Regions from separate parts of the Homo sapiens genome. Here region 1 is linked to region 2. The links are chromatin loops, found by intact Hi-C in ENCODE. Cell type or tissue: MCF 10A. All regions are shown on one strand. Links, peaks and the distances in the headings refer to the core of each region. The heading gives the core; the rest is flanking DNA.

What was found. Hi-C counts contacts between places; a loop is a spot of excess contacts. Peaks named below come from ENCODE experiments on the same cell type or tissue, not always from the same donor. Only the 100,000 strongest peaks of a DNase experiment are listed, where the experiment ranks them.
Region 1: it touches region 2 in a loop (20-fold over the local background); 1 of 110 quality-filtered maps calls a loop at or near these places.

The regions. Positions count from the first base shown.
Region 1 is chr3:118,123,452-118,134,444 of GRCh38, forward strand. No RefSeq gene overlaps it. Among named protein-coding and RNA genes, the nearest start is that of LINC03051, 130 kb to the left of the region's middle. In MCF 10A, for the core only: no CTCF peak of the experiment used is centred there; a DNase peak (open chromatin) is centred at 5,660.
Region 2 is chr3:118,632,396-118,643,388 of GRCh38, forward strand. All of the region lies in intron 2 of LOC105374060 (a long non-coding RNA gene), which reads right to left. LOC101926968 (a long non-coding RNA gene) reads left to right here and starts at 9,373. Exons shown (of 2, transcript NR_135573.1): 1 at 9,373-9,529. RefSeq lists an enhancer at 3,173-3,222. In MCF 10A, for the core only: a CTCF peak has its summit at 4,657 (motif pointing left); no DNase peak of the experiment used is centred there.

The DNA of each region.
Region 1 (10,993 bases), core at 3,102-8,101, 510 kb before region 2:
TGAATTTCACTTTGTAAAGTGTCTCTTCTAATCTTATGCCCTCTTTTTTCATGAAGTTGTTAAATTTTTGTTATAGAATTTTGAGAATTCTTTATATTTTCTACATATGGTTTCATTATTAGACATGAGATTTGCAATTTTTTTCTCCCAATCTGTAATGTTTTTGTATTCATTCTGTTTACAGTGTATACCAAAGAACAGAAATACGTAAATTTTATAAAATCTAATTTATTTTTATTTCTTTTTTGTATTGTAAATTTTGGTGCTGTGTCTAAGGGATCTTTGCTTAACCCAAAACCAAAATGATTGACTCCTATGTATTCTTTTAGAATGTATATAGTTTTAGGTTTCATATTTAGATCTAATATCTATTTGTGAGTTACTTTTGGTATCATATGTGAGTATGAACTTAATTAAATGATGCAAATTAAGATATTTTGCATACGGATATTTAAATTGCTCAAGAATAATTTGTTGGAAAAATTTATGCCTCTCCTATGAATTGCTTCTTCAGTCTTGCTGAATTCAATTAATTATATATTTGCAGGTCTACTTCTGGACTTGATTTAGTTCCATTGATCTATTTGTCAATCATCATGCCAATACCACAGTATCTTGATTACCATCGCTTTATAGTAAATTTTGATAGCAGGTAGTATATACCTTGATAGGAGGTATATAGCAACTTTATTATCTTCAATGTTGCTTTACATAGTCTAGATTCTTTATATTCAATATGAATTTTCACATTAGCCGGTAAACAGCCTACACAGAACAACTTTTGGAATATGGATTGATAGAATATTAAATATATAGATGAATTTAGAGACAATTGACACATTAAAAATATCAAGCCATCCAATCTATGAACATAGTATTTCCTTTGTTTTAAGACTGCTTAAAATTATCTCTGAATTTTCTATTTTTTATTGTACCAGCATTGTGCATCTTTTTTCAGATTTGTCCCTTAATATTTAATATTTCAAAGCTATTGTAAATTATATTTTTAATGTTTCATTATTTGATTACTGGTTACTAGGACATAAAAATCCAATTGATTTTGAATATTGATCATATATTCTACAACCTTGCTAAACTCACATATTAGATTTATTAGCTTATTTTTTATATTTCATAAGATCTTTTACATAACCAATTGCGTTTTCTGTAAATAAAGACAATTTTACTTCTTCCTTTCCAATAATGTGTCATTAAAACTTTTTCTTGCCTTATTGCACTAACTGGAACCTCCAGTATAATGTTAATTAGTAGTGTTGAAACTAAATATCCTTACTTTGTTTCTAATCTTAGAAGAATACATTCACTTTTTTCACCTTTAATAATGATGTTAACTGAAAGATTTTCATAGATGGCATTTAACAGATAAAGTAAGTCTCCTCTATTTCTTTTTTTCTGATAATATTCATCAGTAATGGATGTTAGTTTTTTCAAATGCTTTTCCTGCATCTATTGTGATGCTCACAACATTTTTTGGTGTGTGCATGTATGTTTTTAGTCTGTTAATAAGATGAATTATATGGGTTGATATTTAAAGGTCAAACCAAATTTGTATTGCTGGGATAAATCAAAATTCATCACAGTATAAATTTATTTGTATATATAGTTCAATATGATTCTCTAAAATTTAGTTGAAATTATTTCCATGCATGTTCATGATAAATATTGTTCTATAGTTTTATTCTCGTAATGTCTTCTTCTGGTTTTACTATTAGAGTAATGCTGGTCTCATAAAATGTGTTGGGAAACATTCTCTTCAATTTTCTGGAACACTTTGTGCTTAGACATATTTTATGACCTGGTAAGTGTTAAATATTTATAAATGATCTGTGCATGATTGAAATTAATGTGCATTCTGTAGTCGATGAGTCAACTTAGTTAATTATGTTTCTCAAATATTTTATATCCTGCCATTTTTGAATGCTTGACTATCAGTTTCTGAGAGAGGAGTGCTGAACTTTCTAACTCTGGAGATTTATCAGTTTCTCATTGTATTTCTGTTAATTTTTATTTTGAATAATTTGTGACTTTGCTAATATATCCATACAACTTAAAAATGGTTACATTGTTCTACTCATTAACTCTTTTATCATTGTGAAATGCTTCCTTTTAATTTTGCTAATATTTGACTTAAAGTCTCTATTGTTTCTGATTAATGCAGTTATATCAGCTTCCTCTTCATTAGGATTTAATGCCATGTGTTCTTCTATCCATTAACTTTCAAAATTTTCTATACCCATGCATTTTAGATATATTTCTTATAGACAACACAGACTCATTTCCTTTGAATTATCTTTTTTTTTTTCTAAATTGGAGCACTTGGTTCATTATTTTTGAAAGGAATAACTGATACGTTTTGACTTATTTCTATTGTCTTGTATTATACTGCCTATATATGGTCTCCATTTTTGTCTATTTTCCTATTTATTTTGGATGATTAAATATCTTTAATGATATTTTCTCCCATCATTAGTATAAAATTTAGGCCCTCTGTTTCTGTTCTTTTTGTGGTAACATTAACAATTATAGCACGCATAACTGACTTAATAACGTTTGTAATTAAACAATTATTTACCCTCTTTTTTTGAAAATACTAGTATCTTAAAACTTCAACATTAATGCACCCATTTCAATTTATTTATCTTGGAGATCTCACATTTTTGGGGTTATCTAACACCTTAAATTCATACTTTTTGTTTATATGATAGCCCAACAGATGTTATATTTTTATTTTACAGACTCAACATTCACGTATATTGGCTCACTAATTTACCACTTTATTCAATCCTCATTTTTGCTTAAAACTCAAACATTTAGTCAGAGACCACTTTCTTTTGACCTGAAATTTTTTTTCTAGATTTTAAATAATGGACAGTCTTCTGATTATTATTTCTTATAGTATTTATTTTGTAAAAACATCTTTATATTACTTTCTTTGAGGTGGAGTTTTGCTCTTGCTGCCCAGGTTGGAGTGCAATGGCGCGATCTCAGCTCACTGCAACTTCCATCTTCCAGGTTCAAGTGATTCTCCTGCCTCAGCCTCCTGAGTAGCTAGAACTATATTACATTTTTAAATTGAAAGATATTTTACTGAGTATACAATTCTAGTGTTGCAGTTATACACGACACTCTATTATTTTTCTTCATAGCAATTAAAATTTGTACCTATATATTTATTTGTTCAATATCTGTATTCTCAAACGGGTGGCTAGGCCATAATTTCTAGGTGGGTGAGCACTATGTTCATTTTGCTCCTCATTGGATATACAAACTTAGTAAATGCCTGGAATATGGAAGTTAAACAACATATATTTGAATGAATAAATAACAGAATGAATAAATTAATATATTACTTCTAGGATACCTTTGCTGACCATCCACATCTTGGTTAGGTGTGACCAGCGGCTATATAAGCAAGAACAACATATTGCTCAACTCCAAGGATGACTTTCATATTACTGTGCAAATATTGTCAACTGGATTGTTCAGCAAAAACACCATGCAACCCAGGTACTGTAACGGCAAAAACAGTCATGTTTATTTTGAAAAGCATATTCTCAAGGACACCATAGTGAGTTATTATAACTAATCCAATTTGTGGTGAAACATTTTTTCAGTAGGAAGTATAGAAGAAGTCTTCCAGCTTTTGGTGGTTAGCTACCATATGGATATAAGAATAGATGGAAGACAGAAAATTCAAAGGCCTTAAGCAATGCTGCCAAAATCAAAGCATAAAGTTGGGCCAGACCATGGTGACTTGGTAATCCAGACAGGTAAGGGTTAGTGATACTGAATGGAATATAATCGGAACATTCATAAGGTTGTAGGCTTCAGAAGACTGTTTTTCATAAATGAGTACTCCAGATCGACTTAGGAAGATCAGCAAAACTAAGAGCAATCATAAGATGTGGTATATTTGAGACCAAAGCAGTCCTGGTAGTCCTTATAATACAGCCCAGGAGGCCAGACTTCCCAGTCTGGATCCATGCCTGATGTGATATTCAGCTGTGCAGCAGGACTATGTAACATTACTCTTATAACCTTGAAGCTCTTGGATCTTTGTTTAGTTCTGATATTTTACAATCCTCTTTTAAGGTAAAAAAATACTTGAAAACTTTATTGAATGAAGTCTTTGATAAGTAAAAAATGTTTTTAATTTAGTTCAAAAATTCTGTGGAGGAAAAAAATAGTAAGTTTTTCTGGTAGAGGATTTAATCACATAGTGAAATAACTATGCAACCTCTATGCAGTATGGTGCTCTTGCTTATTTAGATGCTGGTAACACCTACCAGCTTGTGTAGGCAGTAAATTTACCTGTGAAGAATTAAATATGAACACAAGAGCTCTCATTTATAGAGAGAAGTAATATCTTTTTGAAAATTTACCCTATACTGCTCTGGGTGCTCATGTTTGGCTAATCATGAGTCATCTCCTTCTTTTGATGAAGTAATTCAAATCTGAATGTTTTCATCATGAAAATAAGAGCCCACTATGAATTTTCTTTATGAGAAAGTCTGTAGTTTGGACATGAGATGATCACTTCTCTTGGGGAAACAACACTAAAAAAAAAATCAAAACTTGTTTTTAGCATAGAAAATGTAGCTCTAAATTTATTTAAATTGGTTCAGTTTTCTATTTCAATTCCTCTGTCCAATGGAAGTATAGAAATAATTTTTAGCATCATGGATAATCTGGAATGATGCAACTGCCCATCAAGATTGCAACACAATAAATGTATGGTCAGCCTATCGAATATACTGTGCCTTTTTGAATGTATATTTAATTTCAGTGGAAGATAAAGATGAGTATTGAAGTCATGGACTTACAAAAAGCTATATTCTAATATGGATTGTATGGCATGACTTAGATTATCTTAGTTTGAATCCAATTATATGGAAAGCTGGGATTTCAGACAAGAGCTAAGGAGAAACAGAAGGTACCATTTGTTTCTTGAGCCAAAAAACACCAGGCTGGAATTGCTGTTAATTTTCTTCTCCTTTTCTGATGGATGAACTTTTTTCCTCTTAAAATATTGGCAAAACAATAAATAAAATTCTGTTAGCAATAACTATTTTGGGGGGAAGGACAGAGGAGCAGAGGAAGAAAGCTCTGATTTTCATTATAAACATCTGAACAATGTATGAAGAATCTAATAATGTGTATGGATTACTTTTTTTAATGTGACAGATATTTTCTAAGTGGAGAGATTGAGAACTGTATATGTTTCCTTTATATAGTTTTGTGTACTAAAGCACGAATGCTCATTTTGAACAATATTCATTATGAAAATTAGAAATTACTGATAAACTAAAAATAAATAAAGCATTTTCAAAACCCTATAATTCACTCAAAGATAGAAATTGTTAGCTTTTAGGTGTTTATTCTTTTTTTTTTTGAGACATGTTTATTCTTCTAGATTGTTATCTCAAATACATTATGCTAGTTTAAAACCTAATATATTACTTTCCACATCACTTAATACATTTCTACATCACCATTTTTAGGGACTACATAATTTACTTAACAAACTCATTGCTTGACTCATAGGTTATTTTTGACTCATCCTTCTTCCTTCATGTTTGTGCATTTGCTTTATTACTTCTTAGAATAAATTCCTAGAAGAGCATTGCTGGCCCAAAGAGATGACATATGTTTAAGGCATTTGATACCATTGCCAAATTGCCTTTCAGGAAAGCTGGACCAATTTAGACTACCATGAGCAACGTCTCAGAATGTCTGTTTCTTCCAACCCCTGCTGCCATTCACTTTTGTCAGTCATTTTAATATTTGTCAACATAATAGCCTAAAAATTAAAACTCATTTTATTCGCATTTTAGTTAAGTATATTTTCTTCTTTTGTGAATTACCTGTTATTGCACTGATTATATTTTCCATTGAGATTTTTAACAATTTCTTCATAATTTGTTACAATTCTTTGTATGGTACGTATATTAACATGTGTTCATATGTTTTGTCCTATCTTTTGTAATTATATTTCATATTTTAATGTTCATCTCAATTTTGTCTTTTCCTAAGACAAGGACGTTTCATGTTTTGTTTTTAAATCTATTGAGAAACTGAATATACACATTGACAGTGGCCAGCCCATATATAAAAATGGACTTTTGACCCACAACCTATAGCCATCTGCCCAGGAAACTAACCCCTTATCTACAATAAATGACCCAGGAAGCCAGCCTGCTACGTCATACTTGTAAGAACAGAAAATGCTATCCCTAAGGACAACTCAGCAAGCTAACCAATAACTTCCGCAGCAATCAGCCCCAAATGACCAGGCTTTGATTAATAACTGATGGCTTCCTTAATTTTTGGCCCCATTCCTGTAACAAAGTAGGATGCCCCACTTCTAGTGATTCCACATACAGCTTCCCCATGACAAAAGCCTCCATTCAGGGTAAACCTGAAGTCTTCCCCTTTTTCCACTATAAAGGTTTGCCCTTCTCTGCTTGCCTGAGTCTCTGCCCAAACACATGTGATGGTAGTTGACTCTTTTGCTATAGCAAGCTCAGAATAAATAGCCTTTACTTTTCTCATTTGGTTTTTCTTTATTTCCATACTAATTATATATTCTCATATTGCTTCTTCAGTGGTGTCACACAGAGAGAGCCTTCTTCATCCCAAGGTTGTGTAATTTTTATCTGTACTTATTATACCTTATTGAAGAGGCCATATGGTATGTTGGTTCAAAGTGCTGGTTGGGAAATTCATCTATCTGGATTTTGATATTTGCGCTGCCACTAACAAAAAATTTCCAACAAGTTACCTAAACTCTCTGGCCTCAATTTGTACGTCTGTATAAGGGGTAAAATATTAGCTCCATGGTGTTTCTGCAAGGACTACATGAAGATGCTTGGAATAGTGTCTAACACTACATATGTTACTGTCACCCAATATATGTTACTGTCACTTCCTATATTTTTTCAAGCACTTCTATGATTACATTTAATAATAATGTAATGATAGCAGGGTTATGTTACATAGTTCTTACAGGAGCTGAGAGGCATACTCTAAGAACTGGTTGAGGAATAGGTTCTCAATTTCAGCCACTTGAAGCCTCTGCACTTCACTTCAGGGATGCATTCACAGAATCAAGAAAATGAGGAAGCTCACGCATGCTGTAGGGCCAGCAGACTGAGAAACGGGGAAACACTGCCACTTACAGACACATGGATGCCCAAGACTCAGTCCAAGCTCAGGGGTCTACAGTCTTGTGTCCTATTTTATCCTCCAGGAGTGCCAAGAGTCTTAATGTGCTCTTCGCCCTGACCTTCATAGCAGTCACTGTTTCTGAATGAAATGGAATAAATTAAATATTTTCTTGTCTTTCCTCAGTCTTTGACCATAATCCCCATTATAATAGGTAAATATGGCTCAGCTGGTTTATTTAAAGATAATGGTAGGGATCTGACTTCCACACAGACCCAGAGTAGTTCTCAATTTTCAGATATTACCTAAGATTATTTAGGAGACCTGGCGCTGTGAGCAAAAATAAGCATTTTTAACAAGCACTGGAGATAACTTTGATAATGATAGCATGGAGATCCTACTTTGAAAAAACACTGCTATAGATATGCTCAGGTACTAAACTGGCTTATGTTTAACTTGGTATCTAAAGTATAAGCTGAAAGGAAAAGGAAAGGGGAATGGAAAGGGAGAGAGAAAGGAAAGGAGCCAATTGACATAGGAAGAAGAGGAAGGATTAGATTGCTTTCCTCTTTCATCTTTTTCAAACAGGCCCTAGAGAAAGAGACCTATTATTTTTATCACCTTAAACATTACATTAAACATATTTGTTTTGCTCAGTCCCTGTTTCTTATGGCTTCTCTGTTCTGTGGTTCAGAACATTCTGTCACCAGCATAAATCTTGGCATGTCTGAGGAAACATCGGTCACCTTGACCCATCTTCTCCAATTACCAGGACCTTCTTTTTCAGTTAGAAACGTTTTTAACCTTTTATTGGGGTCTTCAGTACAACAACTTTCCTTTTAGTTATTTACAAATGGAATCTTAAAAAGATTTTTAAAAAAAGAATGGGGGAAAATATTTAACTTGCCCCACTATACACACAGACACCCTCTCACTCACACACACACACACACACACACACACACACACACAGACACACACACACACACACACAAGTTATATCTAGTACTTAAATATATGATGTATACTGTCTCTAATTATTTCTTATGTTTTCATCTTGTCTCTTCAGATAGATGGCAAGACTGGCATATTTCATTCCTCTTATGGTTAGTACTAATATGGAGGAAAATAGGCACATAATACATACTCTTGTTTTGCTTTTTTATTACTTCCATATGTTTTGGCCATTATTTTCTTGTTTATTGCTTAATTTTACATTGTACATTTTGTCTCTATTTTTTGTGCTCTTTGAAATAGAAGTCAACTTTTTCTTTATTTTCTCACCACATTATCAGAAGAATATCTTTCTGCAACTAGATGGAATACCTAAGCTTAAATATTATTATATCCCCTAATAAAGACTCCTGGATCCTGTTCTTAATAGTTGCACAGTCTTTCTGTGATTCACTTTGTTTTTGTTTTTTTGTTTTTTTCTTTTGAGATAGAGTCTCGCTTTGTCGCCCACGCTGGAGTGCAGTGGCACAATCTCGGTTCACTGTAAACTTGCCTCCTGGGTTCAAGCGATTCTCTTGCCTTAGCCTCCTGAGTAGCTAGGATTACAGGCGCATGCCACCATGCCCAGTCAATTTTTGTATTTTTAGTAGAGATGGGATTTCACCATGTTGGCCAGGCTGGTCTCAAACTCCTGACCTCGGTCTCCCAAAGTGCTGGGATTACAGGCGTGAGCCACCATGCCCAGCCAGTTTTTCAATATATAAAATTAGAAAAGAATGTCTACTTTATAGGTAGATAAATTTTAAATTCAACAAACTTGTGGGCTTGCTTGAGAGATTAATTGGATAAAGGTATATAAAGCATTTACGATGGTACAAAGAACATAAATAATAAATATTGATTATTGTCACAGTTATTATTCTATTTGTGACACTACATTAGGATGTCTCTAGAGTTAGCATAGCTGGGTTTTTTTTTTCTTTAGAAAATATGCTTGATTGATGAGTACCTTCCTTTGACAAAAAAAAAAAGAAAATACGCTTGAAAATATTATTTAATTAAAAGTTCTCAAAATGGTTTAAAATACTAGCCAAATACTGTATATGAGCAAACTGAGTATTTCACAAATTACTATAACTTTTCAAGGCAATAATGCTAAGTTGCACATATTTTTTCAAAAATAAAATAGCATCAGCAAACATTAGTTAAACACCTATGAGGCCAGTATTTTTACACATTAATCTCATTTATTCCTCAAAATTACCCTATGAGGTTAATATTATCATCATTAAAGAGATGAATAAATGGGCTTAAAATGCTAAGTAACTTGCTCAAACTCACAGTTCACAAATACTAATGCTAAGAATCAAACCAAACTATTTCTGGACCTATATTCATCTTCCCTTTAAAGGGAATATCTAACCCAAAATTCAAGCCCCTTTGTATGATACCACACTGCAGTATTATGTTTCAGTTCCATTTCTACTCCATGGACATGAAAGCATCAGTAACAGGCTTTGAAGGTAACAGGATTTGTTCCTGACGTAAAGCATTTTCATTATGCTTAATTCCCTTTCAGTCAGTTGGCATAATAAATAAACTGTGTATAGATGGATGGAAGGAAGGAAGGAAAGAATAAAGGGGGGAGGGGTGAGCAGGAAGAGAAGGGAGGAAATGAAGAAGGGAAAAGAAAGAGATGAAAAAAAGGAAAGGAGAGGAGAGGAGAAGAAAGGAGAAGAGGAGAGGAGAGGAGAGGACAGGACAGGAAAGGAAAGGAAAGGAAAGGAAAGGAAAGGAAAAAGGGAGGGAAGGAAAGGAGGAAAGGGAAAGAAGAAGGAAAGAAAGAAAATGAAAGAAAGAAAAGAAAGAAAGAAAGAAAGAAAGAAAAAGAAAAAGAAAGAAAGAAAAAGAAAGAAAGAAAGAAAAAGAATTTCTATCTCAGATTCTTATATTACTCCCAGCCCAAGGGAAAGTATAAATGGTTCTTCCTTAAAAAAGAAATTAATTATGATATGGTACCCTTCAAACAGAGAGAACACTAGAATATATTTCTGCCTCTCCTAATTCCTTTAGTAATAGTTAATTAAGTATGTTGCTTTATCTATATATAGAAACTATCTATAATAAATTAAATAGTGAATTATTTCCAATAAGCTTCACATGTGCACTAACTAGAAACTTCAAATTTCTACAATTTATTACGATAAAGAGAATAATGAGGTACAGATGTTCATCAACTGAAGGTCACATCACAATAAACCCACTGTAAGTTAAAAATATCCTAGGTTGAAAATACATTTAATATAACTAACCTACTGAAAATCTAGGCTAACCTAGATTAGCTTAGCCTACCTTAAATGTGCTCAGAAGACTCACATTAGCCTTAGTTGGCCACAATCATCTAAAACACAACCTATTTTTAATGAAGTGTTGAATACATATGTAATTTATTGAATATTGAAGTATGGCTTCTACTGAATGCATATTGTTTTTGTGCCATCACAAAATGGGAACTTAAACCTTCATAAGTAGAAGAGTGTCTGCATAGTTGTATTTTCTCTTCCTCCTTTTTTGTGCTATCATTCTGAAAGATATCACATCTATCTGTTACCAAAACAACAATACATTGTTATAAGTATTACTTTATATACTTTTATTTCTTTTAGAGAAGCTAAGAAAGAAAAGAGTGCAAGTAAAGGCATACATTGTTTTATTGTGCTTTGCTTTACTGCACTTTGCAGATATTGAATTTTTATTAATTGAAGGTTTCTTGCAATCCTATGTCAAGCAAGTCTATCAGTGCCATTTTTCCAGCAGCATGTGTTCATTTTGTGTGTCTGTGTCATATTCAGAT
Region 2 (10,993 bases), core at 2,324-7,323:
CAAACTACAAACATGATACCACTGGAAATGAATTTGAGAAATAGATGCACACAGTCGGCTTTGTGAATCAATATATGCCAGATCCAGCACAGCACTGCTCACAGCCAACAGCCTTCACTGGCTCACCAGCTATGTGAGTGAATCAGGTCCAAAGTGGATATTCCAGCCCTTAGTTGAGCTGCCACAGCTGACTCCACATGGAGCAGAGGTATGTCTTTCCTTCCAAGCCCTGCTCAAATTTTAGGTTTATGAGAAAAATAAATGACTGTTGTCATTATAAACTACCAAGTGTTGGAATAATTTGTTATAAGGCATGAAATACTAATTTAAATAAATAAAGGTGTAGGAGGTGAAGTAGAGAAAGTCTCTGAGATGAACTTGGGGTTTTCTGAATGATTGGAAAAGCAGTTATATATTTGAAGCTAAGGAACCTGCAGCTAAAATGTGTAAGTTTGAAAACCACAATTGTACATTAAAGAAAAGTAAATAGATAACAGACATTAGGTGATTATCTGATTAAAGTAATTCACACTAAGATGTTACTGGAGCCCAGCTTAACCTCCAAGGGGATGTTCCCATTTTAAAAGAAGAGGGTAATAGAACAAGTTAGTAGTTCTCAAGCAATGCTAATCTGAGGTATTTTGTTGCTGAAAGCAAATAATGGTAGCTGCTTATATCTGAATTCACAATGAAAAAAAAAGATTTCAATGAAGTGAATTTTCTCGATTTGTTTGTTCCATGGAAAAACAGTTTTCTTAAATTTATTTTACTGCTACAGTTTTGCTGTTGGTGAGTCTTAGCAAATGACAGGACAAATTATTAAGTACTATGTTAATATTAACAGAAAAACTTAGAATCATCCTTAGTTCCTTGGCCTGTGTGATTATGGAAGTGATTTCATATTGCAGTTTATGATACAGTTGTATTTTCTGCTGGTTAAGTGTCCTTAGTTTGCAAATGGAATTAAGTATATCAATATTTCATGGAGTTCTTCTGAGAACACTACTTCCTCCAGGTGTTTTGCCAACTAATCAAGATTAAGAACCATGAACTTAAATGAATCTGTCATTAGTGGAATATAAGAGGGGATATTTTTTAACAGGGTGGGAAGCCTCACTTTGCGCTGTCCCTGCTCTGAATATCTGTCATGCCTTTACCACAGGACAGGAAGAACAGTTATCAGCAACTTAGCTGATAACTCACGTCTGAATGGCTTACTATCCTGGTCCTAAGGCAGCTGAAAAAAGCCAGATTTAGCTGGAAGACACAAAACCATGTGGTAGTCCAAAGAGAAGCGTGATTGTAAGATTAGATCGCATAAATATAAAATAAAAATTATATTCAGTCTAGAGATGAAACTAGAGTGATTGAGAACAATTAAGAAAAGTGAGAAGAGACCCATATTAGTAACCCCAGTTCTGTCATGCTTGGCTGCTTTGAGAAAGTGTGTGTGAGAGAGAGAGAGAGAGAGAGAGAGAGAGAGAGAGTGTGTGTGTGTGTGTGTGTGTGTGTGTGTGTGTGTTCTACATCGAAGTTCTAGAGAACTATTTCTCAAACAAGACTATATGAATAAAATAACCTATCTGTATATGAAAAAGTCAGCCAATTTCAGAAAAAAGCACTCCCTTGATATTAGACTTATAAACAAAAATTATAAAATGAAAATAGAAGGCATAACGCTGACTAGTGTTATAAACCTAATATATAAACCTAAATATAATTGCCATGGTAGATTATGATGGTTAAATTTTCCAATATCTGGGCCTCCTAATAAAAATGCTAGTTAGCCAGAGGATTTTGAGTTTGCATAAAATACAAGGATAATTATTGATATTTTTTGTTTTATATTCCATCCATTTCCAAAATGAATTTGAGGCACACTCCTTTTCTAGACCAAAGTTGACTCTCTCTCTTTCTCATAATATAACAAGATCAAGAAGTCTTGATAGCTTCTTTTCTTTGTCACTTGATGCTCTTGAATAATTCAAGGTACTGACAAAACCAACCTCCTCCGAGCTTCATAATCCACTGCTCTTCAGTCCTATTCTAGCACATATTTGTGCTATAGCTAGCTTTTTTTCTAGCCCTGGATATCCTTGAAGGTTCTTTTTTGTTACCTGAAAAAAAAATTAATTTCAGCATCAAGGCCAGGGGAGAGAAGTAGAGGGTGAGGAGGAAATTGGTATCCCCTGCCTTCAAAGGAAGCCCCTGTCAAAGATTTAAAAACAAAACAAAAGCTTTTGTTGGCAAGAGTGAGATAATACCCACCCCTGTACTCATACTACTATCGGCCTAAATGTGACAGAGCTTTAAAGTTGCCCTTATCCTTTGACCCAATCATTTAAAATCAAGGAATGTGGTCTAAACAAATTTTAAAAAAAAAAATTTTTTAAATGTAAAAGCATATTCTTATTGCTAGGTATAATTTATAAAAATAACATAAATCCCAACAATATGAGAAGTTTAAATACATTCTACTATATCTATGTTATAATAATCCACAACACTCTATATACAGTATAATTCCATTTGTGTGTTTGTGTTGTGTGTATATGTGTGTGCACATAGATCAGAAAGAAATAAGTAAAATTCTTAACAGCAGTTATTTCTGGCACAACAATTGTGATATTTCTATTTTCTTGCTTACATTTTTCTATGTTTTCTAAGTTTTCTGCAGAACAGATTTTATTTTTATAATCAGAAAAAAATGATATATAAATAAGTTGTCCATTCATGCCCTTACAAATCAATCAAAATACAGGAGTCTCTGAATTACTCCTGAAAGCTGACCCTCCCTGGATTTACTGATTTCCTTTAGTTTTTTTTTTTTTTTTTTTTTTTTTTTTTTTTTTTTTTGAGACGGAGTCTCGCTCTGTCGACCCGGCTGGAGTGCAGTGGCACGATCTTGGATCACTGCAAGCTCCGCCTCCTAGGTTCACGCCATTCTCCTGCCTCAGCCTCCCAAGTAGCTGGGACTACAGGCGCCCACCACCACGCCCAGCTAATTTTTTTGTATTTTTTTAGTAGAGACAGGGTTTCACTGTGTTAGCCAGGATGGTCTCGATCTCCTGACCTCATGATCTGCCCTCCTCTGCCTCCCAAAGTGCTGGGATTACAGGCATGAGCCACCGCACCCAGCCGATTTCCCTTAGTTTTATATTTATTTTTCCTTCACGACTCCTGCCTCAGTGCTTCCTGCTCCTGGGGACTGGATCCCTCTCTGTCTCAGTGCAGAACAGCAGAAGTGCATGGCTGTCTCTCATTCATCGAAACTGCTACACTCTACTTTCTGCTTGTCCTTGGGTTTTATAAGCCAGGTGCACTTTCTCTTTCTCTCTCTCTCCCTTTGTGCAGACCTTTACCAAGCAAACATTCTGCCTCTAATAATGCTCTTTTTTTCTTTCCACCACAAAACTTCCAGGAGCCAGTTTTCTTCCTGGGCTCATTTGTGTGTGTGTGTGTGTGTGTGTGTGGCCCTTCATCTTATATATAGCAAGAGACCAAGAACGTTCATTCATACCCTTTGACCCAAATATTTAATTTCTGGGAATACAGCCCAAAGAAAAAATTCAAAATGTGGTGGTGGCAGAGTAGGATAAACTATGAAATATTCACCATAGCATAATTTTTAATAGCAAAAATTAGAAGCAACCCAAGTGGCCCACAATTGGGAAGTAATTAAGTAAAACTAGGCATATCCATAAAGTAATTTTTTTTCAAAATAATAGCCATTAAAATTAATGACTAAGACTAGGTGGCAATTGGGTAAATGTTTAAATATAATTTTAATGAGAAAAAACAGTACTTAACTTCAAATCTAAGTAAAAGGGTAAAACGAAACATAGAAGGATAAACAGAGATTATAAAGAAAAGCATTTTTCCTCTAGTTAGTTACTTCACTAGTTTGGAACCCCAATCTAAAGGTACATATGAACAGTTCTAAAAGTTCTGGTATTGAAGGATCTTACCACCAGCCCATGAGCTGAGACGAAGTTTCCTTCCTTCCCACTCACCTTGTCCCTGCAGGACAATGGTGACTTATTTCTAGTAAAGACAAAGTCAGCTCTATGTCTAAACGTGGTGAAGTGTCTCCTTCCTTCCCATCCAAATGCCTCTAAACAAAAAACCTCTGAAGACCAAAATTTAGTACTGTTTCATCAACGATTTGTGACTCAGTGCCTACCACTGGATCTGCCTGCACCCCTGGCACTATTCCTACCTGCTATGGCTGTGTCTGGTACAATGGAGCTGGCAAGACAGCACGGACCTCTGACTCCCAGTAGGGCAGCCCTGCAGGGAGAGGCCTCCCACTACCTCTCAGAGCTAGTACCTCTTGTCTGGCTCTTCCAGAAGCCATCACTACAAAGGGGAGAGGGTTCAGTAAGGCTGCACTCCCTTTGACCAAGGCTGTGTTTTCTCTACTACCAGAAGGGTCCCTGTATTCTTCTAGTCACTCATATCACCGCCGCCAGACCCACTGCCTTCCCTGTGCTCCACTTGCTCCTTAACTTTGTTGCTCTAGTCTCCCTTCCATTAGGAAGTTATTAAAATCTCCCATAAAGGCAGCTAACCCTTTTTCTATTTCTCAAGGTGCATGTGTCTAGGAAAAGACAGGAGTACTTCTCTTCCCTGTTGAGGCTTCCCCCAAGTGGATGGCTGAAGAAAGGCAGTTCGTTCATCCTGATAGAGCTACTGAGGCTAACGGCAGTGAGGTGAGCCCTCTTACTCCCTTTCTATCAGTGAGTTCAGGGGACACAAAAACCCCATGTAAGAGGTGTGCACCTGAACAAGCAAATCCACATGCATCATCACAAGGTCATTTTCTATGTTGCAAAAATTCCCCAGCCTTCCAGCAACAGGAAAACTCCTCATTAACGAGGCTGTCTTAAAGTCCCAGGAGGCATATAGAAACTGCCTTGAAGGCATTCACTGGTTACCTTACTTGCATTTTTCCCAGGGAAGGCAGTCTTCCTTGGGTCCAAAATAAGATTTTCCTAAAATCCTGAGCTGTTATAGAGTCCCAGGTTCCACATATACACATTTTATTTTGAAGTTTAGAAACTACATGTGCATTAAAAATGAGTTGGAGGAAACGTATCTAAATGGTCATACCAACTGTTAGAGTGGTGAAATCACAGATGACTTATCTCTTGAAATCTTTATTTTCCAAATTTTTATGTTTACTTTTTCAACCTAAAACATAGAGGGCAAATAACACAAGAATGTCTCAAGATCCTCTCAATTGATCAAAACTCCCTATAAAACCAAAATATTTCTTCTATTTGATTTTTGTTTCATTTTCTCCAATTTCTTTCTTTCTCCTCTCTGGTGAGAGTATTTAATTGTGGTCTCATCCATCTATCTTTGCATCCATCCATCTGACCGTCCATCCGTCCATCCATCCATCCATCCATCCATCCATCCATCCATTCATGCCTCTTCTTTCCATTCCTGCCTTAAAGGAGCCAAGCAGGGAAGTCACGAGTTGCCTTTAAAAAAAAAAAGAAAGAAAGAAACGTTCAGCAGCAGCCAAGCAGCCAGAGGCACTAATGTGAGAAGCTGGAGAAGGTGTCGTTTTGCACTCAAACTGACATTTAAGCTGTTTCATAAATATGAAATCAAACTTGAAGGTCCAGATGGGCTGCCGCCCCCTCCGCCTTTTGCTGGAATGACATGCTATTTACCAGCCTCAGAAAGGGGGACTGAGGAATGAAACTTCCAGATGATGAGTCACAGAAGAAAATGATTGATGAGTGATGAATGAACTAGTGTTTTTTTCATGCAAGAATCAGGAGAGAGTTTCTGCCCGATGGACAGTGATCACCGACGCGTAGTGTAGCCACAGTCAGACTGTGACAAGGAGCAAGGTGGACACATTTCCCAGGTGCTACACAGAGTAGACAGTACAAGTCACAGCTTGTCACTCACTCACTCACACATACATGGAGGCATTTCCAAGAGGGTCACTTTTATTCTGGGTGATTCCATAGCAGCAGTTGTTCCATATCATATATGCATCATAAAAAAGAGTATCACATGAAGCCAAGTATAAAATTTGAGTTTTGGTGACATAGGCATCTGTCAGGATCTTGGAATCCCGGAGTGTTTATGACTGCAGTACCCCGCCAAGTGCTTCCTACAGCACTGTTTTTGAGGTGAGCATTGCAGAACCTTGTCTGCCTCTCCAGAGCCCTGTGGAGCTGGAAGGGATGAGGAAGGCAGGGATTTTGGAGGCTCCACTGCCACTTCTGCAACATCAAGCCATGACCCAGAAAGATACCTCCTATTGCTATGCTGCAAAGCTACAATATGCTCCCAATTTAGAGAGATGGAATGTGGTTCTCCATCATTCTGGAGGACTCTCAGGGATGTCTTGGCATTAGTCTCTGATTATTCCTTGTAACTCAAGTGTTTCACTTTTCTGAAGAATAAACAAAGAGACAGCTTGGTTTATTTTATAGCTATTGCTGTAAACCAAGGAAATCACTTTTAATTCCATTTCAATTACAGAAAGAAGATTTTGATGATGTCCATAAGGTGACATTTTCTTCATCATTTGAAAGATAAGAATTTGAGGTTGAGCAGGGCACTTTCTTCAATGAAACACACGGTGGTGATTTGCAGGCATTGGCTGTAACCTTGACCCATACATTCTCGTGATTGGGCGGAACAGATTTTTTATAACAGGACAGATTCCAGCTCCAGCTTGTTTGCTCTAATTCTTTGGAATCACCACCTTTGTATGTACCTGAGCATCCAGATGAGAAGAGCCTTTGTTATGTTTCTATAGATTGAGGTTCATGACAAGCAATATCAGAGCTGTTCTACCTCCTTCTTTCAAATGAATTTCTGCAAAATAAAGTCCTCTAGACAATGTTAAGGGAGAAAAACCTCCCTCCCTCTGATTGTCCCCAGACCAATCCTTACATAGGCAGCATTGATGTCTCTCCTGCTCTGACTCTGCATTGCCCCACCTCTTGCCACCTTTGGGGGATGTGATTAGGTATAAGATGCAAACTTTGCACTTACCTCTGAGCTAATATGTGCTACAAACAAGGTTGGTGGGAGGGGGCATAGCTGCTGAATCTCTAGAAGGAGGATTACGAAAACCTGCAGTGAGGATCTATCCCAGTGGAATAATGAGAAGAGAGAAGGAAGTGCAGAAGTGAGCAATAGGATTTCCTGGCAGAGGCTGTGGCAGGCTTTGTCTCCCTCTCTTAGAGACTTCGGTTATCAGTGGGTCAATGGCATGCTGGCACATAGTGTGTCTTTTTTTTTTTATTGACTCCAGTGAAGAAATTTCTTACCACTGGATAGATGATAGATAGATAGATAAGATAGGGATATCTTTTAAAGGTTGAATCAGAAGATCTCTGTTATTTGGCTTGATTATGGTTTATACGAATTTCAGTTTTCTAGGTTACAATTTTCCTTAAATGGGCCATTGGATTTCTGGCCTGCCAGATTTAAAAATTCCAAATACATTGAAGATGCCCCCCAATTCAGGGCATATAGAATCAAATGTAAAGCTGGTGTAAAGTCAACACACCGCTTAAAGAGAACTGGTCTCTCCTCTGCTATTTCAGATCCTACTAATTTCGTTGAGACACTGGGTCACATTATGGTAACTTCTTCATTGGAAGAAATTCAAAGGCTTAGCAAAAGAAAGTTGTAACTCCCTCGTAAATATTAAAACCGAATTCAATTTAATTTTAAACATTTTCTAATTGGATACTGTGTGCTTAACCCTACACTGGACATTGAATAGGGTTTTAAAATTTTTGTTTTTTTCCTACTTCAGTGCATATATGTTTCCTATTAAAAATTAAATGATAGCACAAGTCAGTAAATAGTTAATTTCTTAATTAGATCATTTTGTAGGACAGTTTGGTGGGGTTTTTTTTTTTTCCATAGTGAGTGTGCAATCCCCTGTGAAGGGCAATAGAAATAACATGGGATAACAGGCAGGCTTCAGGGCCAAGTTTACTGTGATCATATTAGAGAAGGTGATTAGAAAGTACTCTGATCACACCAGACACATCCCAAAATAGAAGAATTAGCTGCAGTGAAGAAAGATCTAAAATTAAGTGCTTCCCCAGGTGGGTAGTAAGCATTCATGGAAGATGCAGTAATAGACAACAGGTGGGAGCCAAGACAAGCAAATCACCTGAGAGAGATCCTGTGATTACAGATATACCAGTGGAATGGTGGAACAAAATGGCGGAGGTTTTAGAATAAAGCAAAATGCAGAGTAGCTAATAAGAAGTATTGGGAAAATCTGAAGGCTAGAGACAGCACCTCAGCTGTAAGGCTGGTTTATAAGGTCTCTGGGGAATACAGAAAAAAAAAACAAAAAACTAAGGTTTCAACCATAAGAAATTAGGCACTACAGGTATTCAAAACAGGGCATAAGATTTTGGAAAACAAGACAGGGATTTAGTAATTAACCTTGGGGTCCAAAGGCAGGAGGTGGTCTCAGGAATAAGAAAGTCTAATCTAGTGATCAAAGGGCACAATATTAGAGCCAGGCATGCAGAAATAGTAACTAATATTTATGCACCACACTGCATAGTTTTGAAGTATTTTTACATTGTATGGGTTCCCAGGTCATCTATTAAATAAATTCACCTACTATGTGCCAGGAACTGTGGCAGAAAAGAAGAATCCAGAGATGAAAAAGACATAGCCCCAACACTTAGAGGAGAATGGTCAAGTGGGAAAGACTGATAGGCAAACAGATAGAACAGAATGCCATAATTCCTGAACATCACGTATAGACCAGTAAGAAAAAGGAGGCCATCCTGCTCTCTTTCATTTTCCTTCGTCTTTGTTACTGACTGAAAAGCTCAGAAGTGACAGCCTTGGAGCTGATGATAATGACTTAGAATCATTTCACATACTAAAACCCCAGAATTTAAATTTCCATACAAGTGAACGTTTAACTTCTGTCCCACAGGGCTGTGCTTAGAGCAGGGGATCATTTTAAAATTCCATAGAATAGGCCCTGCCACGCAGAGCACCAGAGGACTTGGAGGTGGATGGGCTCTAATGAACCGCGATGTGACTTGGGTAATGTAGAGCTCTGAGGAAAGCCCTCATACAAATTTTGGGTGATTAACTAAATTTTTAAAAAGGATGGAACCTTCTGCTTCAGTGAATGTGGGAAAATTAAGACAACAAAGACATGGGGGTTCAGGCGAAGGGATATCCTAAGATGCTGGGAACTTTGAGTATTTTGAACCCAGTCCCCCTCCTCCCCGAGCCCTTCAACCAAATGTTCTGTTGCTAAGACAACAGGATGCTAGCAGGCATATGCATGTGTCTGCTTCCTGCATGCGGTTGCCTAGCAACAGGACTCAGCAGAGCCTGGGCTCTCGCTCTTTACACCTACCCTGCTCCATCCATTGCCTTGACTTGCCAGTTGCTTTCCCCACCCCCAAGGCAAAGAAACAAGAAGCAGGAGAGTGCAAGAGGCTCAGGATCTGATCTTCTCAACAGCAGGAGAAAACCCTAGCCTGGCTTCACTCAGGTTAACCCCTACACTATGAAGTTATAAAATGTAAACTGACCATTACAGCTGACTGGAAATGAAATGATGATTCGACATTCTTAATATTTGAAATCCGGTTATGGAGTCCTACCCTGTAATCACCAAAGGGATATGATGATAAGGAAAATACTGAACTACTGAGGCAAGATTAATAGAAATATTTTACCCTAGGAATGAGATCACAGGAAATGGGATATTTGGGGGATAAAAGGAAGAAAGGGAAGGGGAGAAAAGAAATTAAGGAGAAAGTAATAAAGAATAGAAAAAAGCAGGAAAGAAAGGAAAGGCTTTTAACTCACAATAAATAATATCCCTTTGGAACCTGAGAGTGTGCAAACTGGAAAAATCTGCAATGTTATGTAGACTAGGATCTGATGTCTAAAATGATAACAATAGAGATTATTGAAGTTCTTTTAAATATAGGACATTACATTAAGGGCTTTACATAGATATTTCCATCTTCACAATAACCCCGTGTGATAAAGCTTAGGAAAGTGATTTTACAGCTTAGACTCAGAACAGTTAAGTGACTTGACCAAGGACACACAGCTAGTAATTGTGGCAAAGCTAACAAAAATAGGTAGCATTCAAACCAAAATTAGTTTGACTCAAAACCCACTCATTTTCTTAACATGTATTATGAGAAGTACCTGAGAAAATATGTGTAAAGCTTGTGAAGTCACACAAATTTGTTAAATTGGGGACCTTTTAAAGAAGCTATAAATATACCTTATATAACATTAAACAAATGTTTTTTCTTCAAAGCTTTAATGCAATAATTTATAAAAGAAAATCATCTTGCCAAGTGGGAAAGTAAAAGCTGGTCCTTTAACAAAGTGTTCAGTAAAAAAGTTTAGAGTCCTTTTGAAGAAGCTGTAGAAAGAAACTCCCGAGTTACTCCCATTGAAAAGAAAGTTCAAATTTTGGAGATGTTTATGAAATTATAGGAAATTGATTATAGCACCAGATGTATACAGAAAAGCAATTGCTCCAGGAAATCAAATAAAAGAAAAATATAAGGTTCCTCTGAAACCTTGGTGGCTTCTAATACGGAACTCCTTCCTGGCAGCAGCACAAAGCCCCTGGCCAGCGAACATGTGGCGAAGTGCTGACAGCAGGGATGGATACATACATATTCAGTGCCCCTTTCTCAGACCCTCAGACCTCCATGCCTACAGAAGACATATGGCATGCCAGTCTCATCATTCAAAAAGATGTGCCTAAGCTTGCCTGACCTAGGCTTAAACCAGTAATTTTACCAGCTACATTTATTCCTTATTCTAAAGGGTGAGTTCAGGCATACTTAGAAAATCCTTTTGTCATATTCATTAATTCCAAAGGTAATAGGCCCCCTCTAAATATTAATAGAGATCAGGCAGACCCTACCTGACTATTAGAGTCAAGATTCTGGTGTCCAGAGTGCACAAACTCAGGTTAACAGGT